2 separate regions of the Homo sapiens genome follow, and region 1 is linked to region 2. The links are chromatin loops, found by intact Hi-C in ENCODE. Cell type or tissue: PC-9. All regions are shown on one strand. Each heading gives the region's core, and the rest is flanking DNA. Links, peaks and the distances in the headings are about the cores only.

Region 1 (5,376 bases), core at 156-5,155, 140 kb after region 2:
CCCCCACCCTGAAGATTCTCATCCAGCAGATCTAGAATGGAGCCCAGGAGCCGTATGATGAACAAATACCTGCATGATCCTAATGAAGGGTTTAGGGAACTAACTGCTTCTCTAATGGGACCAAGAGCCTAACAGGACTAAAATCTGTGCTTTTTTGCTTCCTCTTCCTCACTCTCTCAATTAATCTGAAATGCCAGAGAGGGGGAAAATGCTTGACTTAGGAGCTTTAGGAAAGCTCATCTTTTCTCCCCCATCCTATTTAACGAAGAGAGGCTTCCTAGAAGAGGTGAGGAGACTTCTAAAAGGACTGGAACAAAGGGAGAGTCCTGGGCTGAGACAGGAAGGTGGTGAGTTGTTGCAAGATTTGAGACAACAGGGGAGGAAGGGAGGATGGGCCAGGGAGGCCCAAGGGCCTCACACATGCAGAGTCCTGGGCGGCATGGTATCTGGGAAGCCTCTCCAGGCATCTGTCCTTCCCTTTACCACCATTATGCTTTGGATAAAATCCTGAGGGGCCCAGTAAACCACAGGCCCATTCTCCCAGAAATTCTGACCCATTTGTTGAACCATGGGTTCATTTCTTAAACCACATCTCCTGAGCATTTTCCTGGGACTGGGAACACAAAATTGAGTGTGAGAGTCTTTGACAGAAAGCTTCTCTCCATGGAGAAGCTTGGTGTCCAGCAGGAAGGTCGTGGGAAAAGATATTAGCAATGCAACATGGAAAACGTGAACTAGTGGCATGCAGAAAGGGCCAAGGGAGGCCGGGCACAGTGGCTCACACCTATAATCCTAGCACTTTGGGAGGCCGAGGTGGGTGGATCATTTGAGCCCAGGAGTTTGAGCCCAGACTGGGCAACATAGCAAGACCTCATCTTTACAAAAAATTTAAAAATTAGCCTGGTGTGCTGGCAAGTGCCTATGGTCCCAGCTACACAGGAGGCTGAGGTGGGAGGGTTGCTTTAGCTCGGGAGGTCAAGACTACAGTGAACTGTGATTGCACCACTGCACTCCAGACTGGACGACAGAGCAAGGTTGTATCTCCAAAAAAAAAGGCCAAGGGAGCCCCAAGGAAGGAGGACCTCTTCTGGGGAGGGAGAGGATTATAGTCTTACAAAGCTTCTCTAAGGTGTTATGCCAGGTCTTGAAGGATAAAAAGGAGCAATCAGACTGCTACAGAAAGCAAAGGCACCCTAATAAAAAATCAGTCAAAGACACCAAGGTGTAAAAGGGCACAAGTGTGGCTGGAATGCAAAGGGCTGGGCATGGGGCTGGAAAGGTGGGTGGGTCTGGCACCTGAATATCCCTGAGTTCCAGCCCAGGAGTCTGGGCTTTCCCCTGCAGCTGATGGAAACCACTGAAGAATTTGGTGAACACAGCTTCTATTAACAAGAGAAGAGCAAAAGAGGGCAGGAGTTGTGGGAAATAGACCAGGACAAATGGAGCGTGAGTTACCAGCGGGGCCTCCACATACAGAGGTCCAGGAGGTGGATATAAATAAAAGCCTGAGGCCAGAGAGAGGTCCAAGCTAGAGGCGAAGATTATGGAATCTTATCATGAAGGTGAGAGTTGACGCTGGGGCAGAAAAGGGACCACCCCCACCCCCAGGAGGGCACACAGAGATGAGAAGGCCATAGAATGGCATCTGCCACCAACAAGGTCATTCCCTTCCATGGAAAATCCAGCCCCTTGCTAGTCCAGGAGGACTAGCAAGGAGGCATTACCCCCTGTAATTTAGCCTTCTGCAAGGACCTGCTTTACCCACTATCAAATTCTGGCCCAGTTCTGCCTGAGACCAAATTACACCCAGTGTCATCTACTGGACAAGTCTCTACGGTGAAGGAAGTATGGCATCATGGTTGCTTTGTAACTTCCCAAACGTGTCTTCAGAGCTCTGAAACAATGAGCAGGGACCTATTTCCGGCCCTAAATCTCTATAAAGGAAAGGGCCATTACCTCTAGAGCATGCTGGGCAGGTGGGGGCAGGGTGCTAGCAAATGTCCCCTTCCCCTCACCCAAGATTTCTACACCTACCTGCAATCATGCTTTAAACTCCCCTCAACAAAGTCACATTTTTACAACCATACAGAAGTTCAAAGGGCTGTTACCCTGGGCTGGTTAAGTCAACAGGTATTTACTGGTGCTGCAACTCCACACTCTTTAAATATCTCTCTGGCTTTCCACCTGTCACCTCTATTTTGATGACTGCCACATCTGCCTGATGAGCAAGCCTCTTAGCTGTTTCAGGTATTTCCAATTGCCAGCAGGACATTTACGATGGAGAGATATAGTAGATCTTTATTGTAACAGCGAAAGTTCTGGTGTCTGAGTGTCTGCGTTTGGAATCCTGTTCCACCTCTTACTAGCTATGACCTTAACTATTCTTCGCCTCATGTTCTTTATCTGTAAACTGATAATATGAAAGTGCAACCTCATGGGGCTGTGATGAAAGAAAAATACTCATGCCTAAATCTCTACAGCAGTGCCTGGCACACAGTAAGCATGCGATGAAAACGAGCTGTAATTATTACCTCCAGTCAGAAGTTCTACTCCCACCTCAGACTCTTATGTCCAAAACAGAGAGTTGGGCCATTAATTCTGGTCCTGTTCCTCTACTAAGAAGCTCTGGGTGGCACTTACTTAACAGACCAGAAAATGAGGCCCACGGTGACAACATGACGTGCTCAAAGTCACAGAGCAAGCTAAGGAGAAAGCTGGGGTCAGGATTCCTCATCCAGGGCCCTTCTGTCACTTCCTATTGTTACTGGGAAGTGTGGAGTCTTCGGTTTTTAGTCCTTCTGGAGGAAAGAATTTGGCTAAGAGACCAATTAGTAAAGTAAGCAAAAGGAAATAAGAGTAAACTCCAAGAGAGGACTGGGCTCTTCCGGCTGGGAGCAGCCCTGATACTTTTGTATTGCAGTTTTTATTATGCCAGACTGTTTCTTTAAGCTCCTGCCTCCATCTTAACACTCCACCTTTTTCTTTGTTTAGTTTTCTGCTTTTGTTTTAAGTCTCCACTTTTGCTCCCTCCTAGTTTTCACCTAGGTTTGTGGAATTTCCCTCACTGTCATTGATACACTTGTGCAGGGCCAGGTAATCAATACGAACCTTACCTAATGGTGGCCTTGCTCATGTACCGCCACCACAGAAGGGTCACAGGGGGGTTACAACTGTACTTACTGTGCCTGTGGATTTCTTAGGAATATTTTCTTTGCCCTTTTTACCTTTCTATTAATACATAGCTAGCTACATTTTGACAGGTTAACTACAAAATTACAAGACGTCTTAAGGAGCGTTTGGGGGCACTTTTTCTGCATTGGCATTTTCCCTCCTCTCTGTTTATATTTAACATACATGTTTTAAGTAGTCTCTGGAACATAACATTTTCCAAAACTTCCTCCCCAGGGGCTCTCTTTTTTGTTTATGTCTAACTATTCATCTACTCTAACAGTATGTGCCCCCTCGCACCAGCCCAGCCACCCAACAGGAGGCTGCCGGCACCTGCAGAGAGTCCCTGAAGAACAAGTTAGACTTGGTACCAAAATCACCCCAGCCACTTATTGGAAATGTAGATTCCTGGCATCCTCCTATTAGATTCTGACTCAGTAAGTCTAGGGTGGGGCCCCAGATCCACATTTTAACAGGCACAACCAACCCTGTACCCCCACCAACTGGCTTGGATTCAGATGGTACCCACTTTGAAAAGTGCCTCTCAAGGGCGAGTTGACGCATGTGCCTCCACTAGAGATGAAATCCTGAACAGGGCCCAGTGAGGCCCTCTGGCCAGCCCGGGCTGCACGCCTCGCAGACACGCTTGCGGGTGCAGTTACTGGGCATGGCTGCAGTCCCTGAATGGAATTTCAGAAATTTGGTCACATTCTTTCATACTCTCATCCTAGAAAGGAACACCGCCCTTTCAGACAAAGATGCACCTGTACCCCTGCAAAATCAGCAGGACATCCAACCCCAGGATTACCATTCCACTGGACATTGTTTACTGCAATGGGAATTCATCGGGAGCTTGTGGGATTGTGGGTAATCTTATTCATAGCACCTGCCTCCTCTGTGGGTGACCTCATCAAAGGCTCCCGAAGCTTGTTCCCTCTCCCATCCATCCTGCGACTGACACTGAATATTAATACAGCTTCAGAAGCTTCTGTCCTTGCTCTCCTATAGCCAGTGACCATGTGGCCCTATGTTCCTCCCCCTCTCTAATCTGGGCCGTCAGACCCTTTCCAGAGGGAGACAATCAAAGCAGATTGGAAGCTGTTTGAAGAAAGAACAAATAGCTGAAAATCAATTTGCAGAGATAGTAGCAAGAATTACAGTTCTTTTTGTCTGCTTATTAACGGGCTCCAGCTAAGTATCAAATGGGAGAAGAGAATGCATTCCCAACACAGTAAGTGGCTGATTTGGAGATGTTATTAAAAAGAGTTGACAGAATTCATTCAGATTATGACCAATTTAATTTTGGAGGGCTTTAAGGGTTCTGTTTACTTCTCAGCTCATGGCTCTCTTGTGCCCAGAACTTGTACCCCAGGCCTGTGTTCATTCATTTCCATTTCTGAATTATCACAAGGACACGGAGATAACAAGGTCTGGTGACCAGAATATGGCTGTGGGAACTAAGAAATACTGTGATAACTGTCCTACAGCAATCTGGGGTTGGCCTTTGCATCAGCAGTGTGGCTGGCAGCAGGAAACGCATACTGTGAAATCACAGAGAACAAGTTTCATCCCCAGATCTGCTGGTCACTGGCTGTAGGGCCTTGGACAGGTCACTTAAACTATCTGAATCTCGAAGTTCTTATCTGTAAAATGGGCATTCTAACATTGAATTTACAGGGTTATTGTGCTGATCAAAGGGCATAGTTAGCAAATGTCCTTTATTCCAAATGTTGACCAAGATATACAATAAATAGCTGTTATTATTTCTTTTCTCTATTTTCTTCTTGGTAGCACAGAGATAGGAAGTGATTGAGAACTCAATCACTTCTCAACAACAGAAAAGGAATCACTTTCAATATAGTAGAAGGGGAAATGAAATAAAACCTATTCGACTAATCCAGTAGAAGTCAATAAAGCAGGAAAATAAAAAGAGAAGGAAATATAAAACATGTATTTAGAAAACAAAAAGTGGTAGAAGTCGGTCAAATATCAATAATCACAAGAATTATAACAGATTAAACTCATCTGTTAAAGGATAAATTTTCAGATTAGATTTAATTTTTTCATTCATTCATTCAACAAATAATTATTAAGCACCTACTATGCATACTAGGCAGTGGTCTAGGCACTGCAATCCAGCTAAAAGCTATTCTAAAAGACACATTTAAAACCAAAAACAGGAAAGGATCAAAACCAAAAGATTAAGAA
Region 2 (5,376 bases), core at 111-5,110:
CGCCTGCATCTGTCCCAGCCTTGTTCACAGATGCAGATGCTGAAGCTCAGAGGCATCACCCAAGGCCCAAGGCCACAGGGTTAATAAATGATTTTGATAAAGAGAGAGAGGCCCAGCGAGTGTCCAGTGAGAATGGTTTCTCCTGTGAATTGCAGTCCCGTATAGCAAGGGCTCACCTAAGGTCATCAATAGGTTCTTGGAGTCTTGACTTTAAGAGAAGCAATAGACAGCAAGTTTCCAAATAATGTCGTTTTGTTCAGTGTGATTTCATTATAACATTGATGAGGAAAAAAATTGGTTTCGTCCATCATACGTCATTTTGCTCAAAGTCACAGTTTCCAAGAACCTAATGACATTAAGTAAAGATTTACTGTGGATTTATGGACACTTTGCTTTGTGGCATTTTCTTATGGGTATAGAACAAATGTTCCATTGTTCTGACCTATACCCATAGGTTGTGTAGGTCAGAAAAATGGGACATTTATGCCAAGAATTTTCAAGTGGAATTTTTTTTTAATCTTTTTGAGCTCAAGTTTCTTTAATTTAAAAAAGCAAATTCCAGCCGGGCACAGTGGCTCATGCCTGCAAGCCCAGCACTTCAAGAGGCCAAGGCAGGTGGCTCACGAGGTCAGGAGATCGAGGCCATCCTGGCTAACACGGTGAAACCCCGTCTCTACTAAAAATACAAAAATTAGGCAAGCATGGTGGCATGTGTCTATAGTCCCAGCTACTCGGGAGGCTAAGGCAGGAGAACTGCTTGAACCCGGGAGGTGGAGGTTGCAGTGAGCTGAGATCGCACCACTGCACTCCAGCCTGGGTGACAGTGCGAGACGCTGTCTCAAAAAAAAAAAAAAAAGCAAATTTCTCTTACTACTGGGGGCAATTCTGAGCTGGAGATGCCCAGGTGGTCACTAAATCTATGCTTTACCCAATAAATATATTCCTGAAGAGACTGAATAAAATAAAATCAATACATGATTTTAAGGGAATCTCTGGGTATGTTTTGGGTTTTTTGTTTGGGCTTTTTTTTTTTTTAATAGAAGAATCCTTCTGCAAAGAGAATAATTTGCATTTGGTTTGCAGATTTGGATTTTCTGAATTATAGTATATTGGGTTTTCTTAATTACGTCTGTGATTTAAACTACTGTGTCTCTAGTGACAGTGTCCTAAATTCCCACAGATGGCATTTACACTGTGTGAACACGGACTCTGTGGTACCTAGAAAGAAAGTAACAAGCAGCATCTCTTCAGCACCTCCGTACCGGTCACTGCTCGAGCGATCACATACACTATTTCATTGACTCTTCACAAAAATTCTGCCACACGGGTTGTGTTGTCCCATGAGGTGCAAGCTGTTACATAAAGAAACTGAGGTGCAAGCTGTTAAATACGGGAAGGGAGAGAAATGACAATTCCACCTTAGCTTTTTCTGACTCTAAGGCAAGTGCTTCTCCCAACTCAGGAAGCATGAGGTTTTCCTCATCATTGAAAAACTAAGATGGAGAAACTTCATCCTTCACCCCTCTATTCCCCAGACCAAACACCTTCAGGAAATCCAAATTGTAGGTTGACATGAAAACATTTGATATTAACCCAGCTACCCTTTTCCACAGAGGGAGAAGAAGCTGGGTTGGACAGGCAGAGACGACAGTGAGGCTAGCCTCTCCCCAATCAACTGGAAGCCTGGACCGGCCTCTGCCAGGCAGTGCAGGACCCGAGCCCAGGGTGGGCTGCAGCAGAGTGGTCTAGGTGTCCACATCCCCTACTGAGCCCTGGCACTGCCCTCTGCTCACTGAGGCTCAGCTTCCTCGTCTGTGGTGGGAACCTGCTGCCACCGCCTGCACAGCAAGGTGGCCAGGAGGGGCAGGGTCCACCCTACCCACAGTGGTGTTGGCAGGTGAGGGACCCCTCATCATTTTGACTTTCCTAATCCACGGACGCCCTCTCAGGTATGAGCACCATCCCTTCACACACACCTTGTAAACCCGGAAGGACTTTTTTAAAATGAAAATTTCATTTCCAGCCTCTTACCTGGACACACCATTCCTGGGTTCCCTGATGTGGTAAGGGCCATGGGGAGGCCAGGACTATGCAGGGGCGGGGTGGGTGTGAGACAGCACAGGAATGCACATGGGGGCTCCCTGCTTCCCCAGAGGCCTTGCTGGTTATGAGGCTGCTCCCCGCATTCCCTCACACCCTCCCAGACCCTCTCTCAAGGCACGGAGGAGGAGAGCAGCCACTCCTGCCACCACCAGCTGCTCTTGGATACCTGAGGAATGGAAGGAGCCGGAAACCACCTGGCCTGGACTTGGCTCCCGCCTCTGCTCCTGGCAGGCTTTGGGACACAGCAGATAACTAAGCTCTCCAAAATAGGGCACTGCCACCTCTCACCTCAAATGGCTGCAGGGAGATTAGAAGAAGATAATTAGGAGAAGGGTCTACAGATCAGTGATTTGCCAACATTGAAATGCCAGTCAGAATCACCCACAGGGTGTAACACACAGGTGCTGAGTCCCCTCATCTCTGATTCAGTGAGTTTGGGGCACGGCCCAAAGAGTTTGCTTTTCCATCACATTCCCTGCTGATGCCCGTGCTGCTGGCTCACGGGCCACACGTGGAGGGTCACTGCCACAGATGACAGTTCATGTCCTGTTCCCACTCTCACTGCCACTTCCCACAGGGCTGGAAGCGGGGCCAGCTCCCCGCCAGCTCCTGGCCAGCCTTAAGGATAGGAGGTTGTCCCTAATCACAGTCTTCCCACGGCAGGTACAGGGCTGTGATGAGCACCCATGCCCTCCTCCCCTAACCACATCCTCACCCTGGCAGAGGTGCAAAATGGGTGTTAACCCTGGCAAAATGTAACCTGCTGAATGAATGCCCCAAGGAGTTTCAGAAAAATATGAATCTGGCACCTCAACCACAGAGACTATGACTCAGCAGGTGCCAGAGTGGGCCCAGTCACCACTCTTGTTCCTAAGCACCCAGGTAGTTCCGAGGCAGGCCAGCACTGGAGAAACCCTGCTCTCTTTTTCCAGGTCTGGCCCTTGAGGCGATGGAAGAACAAAGGCCCGTAGCCTCTCAGATTGGCCTCAGCTGATGCACAAACCAGCTTCTAAGCCTCCTTAGATTCTTATGGAGTAAAGTAGGGATTTAAATTAGTAAATAACAGCTAAGTTAGATTGATGCTTAGCTTTTAAATCTTGAAAAAGAAACCCTCATTAGAATTCTTTTGGTCAATATTTCACTTCCAGGTTTTATTTCCAGATCCTATACTTTTTATATAATCACAGCAAATAGACAATTTAATATTCAGCCTTTGCAGTGACCATATTGCAGGCATTTCCCAGTCATTTTGTGTAATTGTTTGATGTCTCAATCCCCCTTTTTCTCTGCTCCTAGAGCAGTGCTTTTCAGAGGTTTAGGTGAATAAAGACTTCATGCCAATTTCAAATGGTTCCCAAAACTCATATTTTATCTTATTGGGCAATTTTCTACGTTCCAAGGACTGTCTTAGGCACAAGTCAACGTTCACAAGTCAATTCCTCCAGTAGATACATATGACAGTTATCTTAGAGGTGGAGGTACATGGAAACTTTCTAGATATTAAATCAGATGAGCTCATGAAACATCAACACAGTTCCTGGCTCATAGTCAGTGCTCCAGGACCCTGTGGGTCAGGCATGGGCCAGGTGCAGAAAATCCAACGATGAACAAACAGGGAGTTTGCCCTCAGGAAGCACACAGTCTGCAGGAAGATGAGTCAGGTGCAAAGAAAACAAAGAGCAAGTCATGAGCCTTACAGAGAGTAAATGCCATGGGTGAGGCTGAAGGCATACATCTAGATCTTTGAACTGTCTTTCCTCAAAGTTTAGAGAAAATCAGAAAATTTCTCTGCAGGCCAAATACCTCTGAGTGGGGCTGACAGGACGACTCAAGCTCCTCACAGCTCAGGGGCCCTTGCCGAAACTAGCTGCACAGAGCAGCCATGCAGACTGGAATGAATTAAACCCAGACTGTCCTGCCTGGTATGGTTCAGAGGCTTTTTGTATGCCCAATGTAGCCAGCTTGCCATACTGAGCAGAGATTTGCCCAAGAATGAATTGTAGGTACAAAGTTCTTTCTAGAAAACATATTATTGAAAAACTTTTTTTCTGAATTATATTCTGCTCAGCATAACAGATATTATTAAATATTAGTTGAAATGAGTGACTGTTCTGTGTCAAAGTATAATGGTCACAGGAGCACCAGCAGGGAAATGACACTGCACTGAGAAATAACAGTTCTCACCCTTTAACATGTAACTACTAACCTTTTTGGTAATAAAATCATCATAACAATAATATTTAATACAATTTCAGATTTCTTCTGGAATCTCAAAATTCAGTTGTGACTTTTGGCTTCAGCCTCAACTTTAGCCAAATATACATGTTTAACAATTTGGCCTTTTGCCAACATCTGATGAACATCGATGCAAAAATCCTCAATAAAATACTGGCAAACCGAATTCAGCAGCACATCGAAAAGCTTATCCACCACGATCAAGTTGGCTTCATCCCTGGGACACAAGCCTGGTTCAACATACGCAAATCAATACATGTAATCCATCACGTAAACAGAACCAATGACAAAAACCACATGATTATCTCAATAGATGCAGAAAAGGCCTTCAACAAAATTCCACAACCCTTCATGCTAAAAAGTCTCAATAAACTAGGTATCGATGGGATGTATCTCAAAATAATAATAGCTATTTATGACAAACCCACAGCCAGTGTCATACTGAATGGAAAAAACTGGAAGCATTCCCTTTGAAAACTGGCACAAGGATGCCCTCTCTCACCACTCCTATTCAACATAGTATTGGAAGTTCTGGCCAAGACAATCAGGCGAGAGAAAGAAATAAAGAGTATTCAGTTAGGAAAAGAAGAAATCAAATTGTCTCTGTTTGCAGGTGACATGATTGTATATTTAGAAAACCCCATCGTCTCAGCCCAAAATCTCCTTAAGATGATAAGCAACTTCAGCAAAGTCTCAGGATACAAAATCAGTGTACAAAAATCACAAGCATTCCTATACACCAATAACAGACAAAGAGCCAAATCATGAGTGAACTCCCATTCACAATTACAAAAAAGAGAATAAAATACCTAGGAATACAACTTACAAGGGATGTGAAGGACCTCTTCAAGGGCAACTACAAACCGCTGCTCAGTGAAATAAATGAGGACGCAAACAACTGGAAGAACATTCCATGCTCATGGATAGGAAGAGTCAATACCGTGAAAATCGCCATACTGCCCAAGGTAATTTATAGATTCATTGCTATCCCCATCAAGCTACTAATGACTTTCTTCACAGAATTGGAAAAAACTATTT

What was found. A loop is a pair of places that touch in the nucleus more often than their neighbours do. Peaks named below come from ENCODE experiments on the same cell type or tissue, not always from the same donor. Only the 100,000 strongest peaks of a DNase experiment are listed, where the experiment ranks them.
Region 1: a loop joins it to region 2, with 4 times the contacts of the local background. A loop is called at or near these places in 2 of 110 quality-filtered maps.

What each region holds. Positions count from the first base shown.
Region 1 is chr15:62,996,272-63,001,647 of GRCh38, forward strand. No RefSeq gene overlaps it. Among named protein-coding and RNA genes, the nearest start is that of TPM1, 44 kb to the right of the region's middle. In PC-9, for the core only: no CTCF peak of the experiment used is centred there; a DNase peak (open chromatin) is centred at 2,250; H3K27ac peaks cover 2,184 bases.
Region 2 is chr15:62,854,803-62,860,178 of GRCh38, forward strand. All of the region lies in intron 1 of LOC105370854 (a long non-coding RNA gene), which reads right to left. Among named protein-coding and RNA genes, the nearest start is that of MIR190A, 34 kb to the left of the region's middle. In PC-9, for the core only: no CTCF peak of the experiment used is centred there; DNase peaks (open chromatin) are centred at 2,389 and 2,909; H3K4me3 peaks cover 1,616 bases; H3K27ac peaks cover 4,934 bases.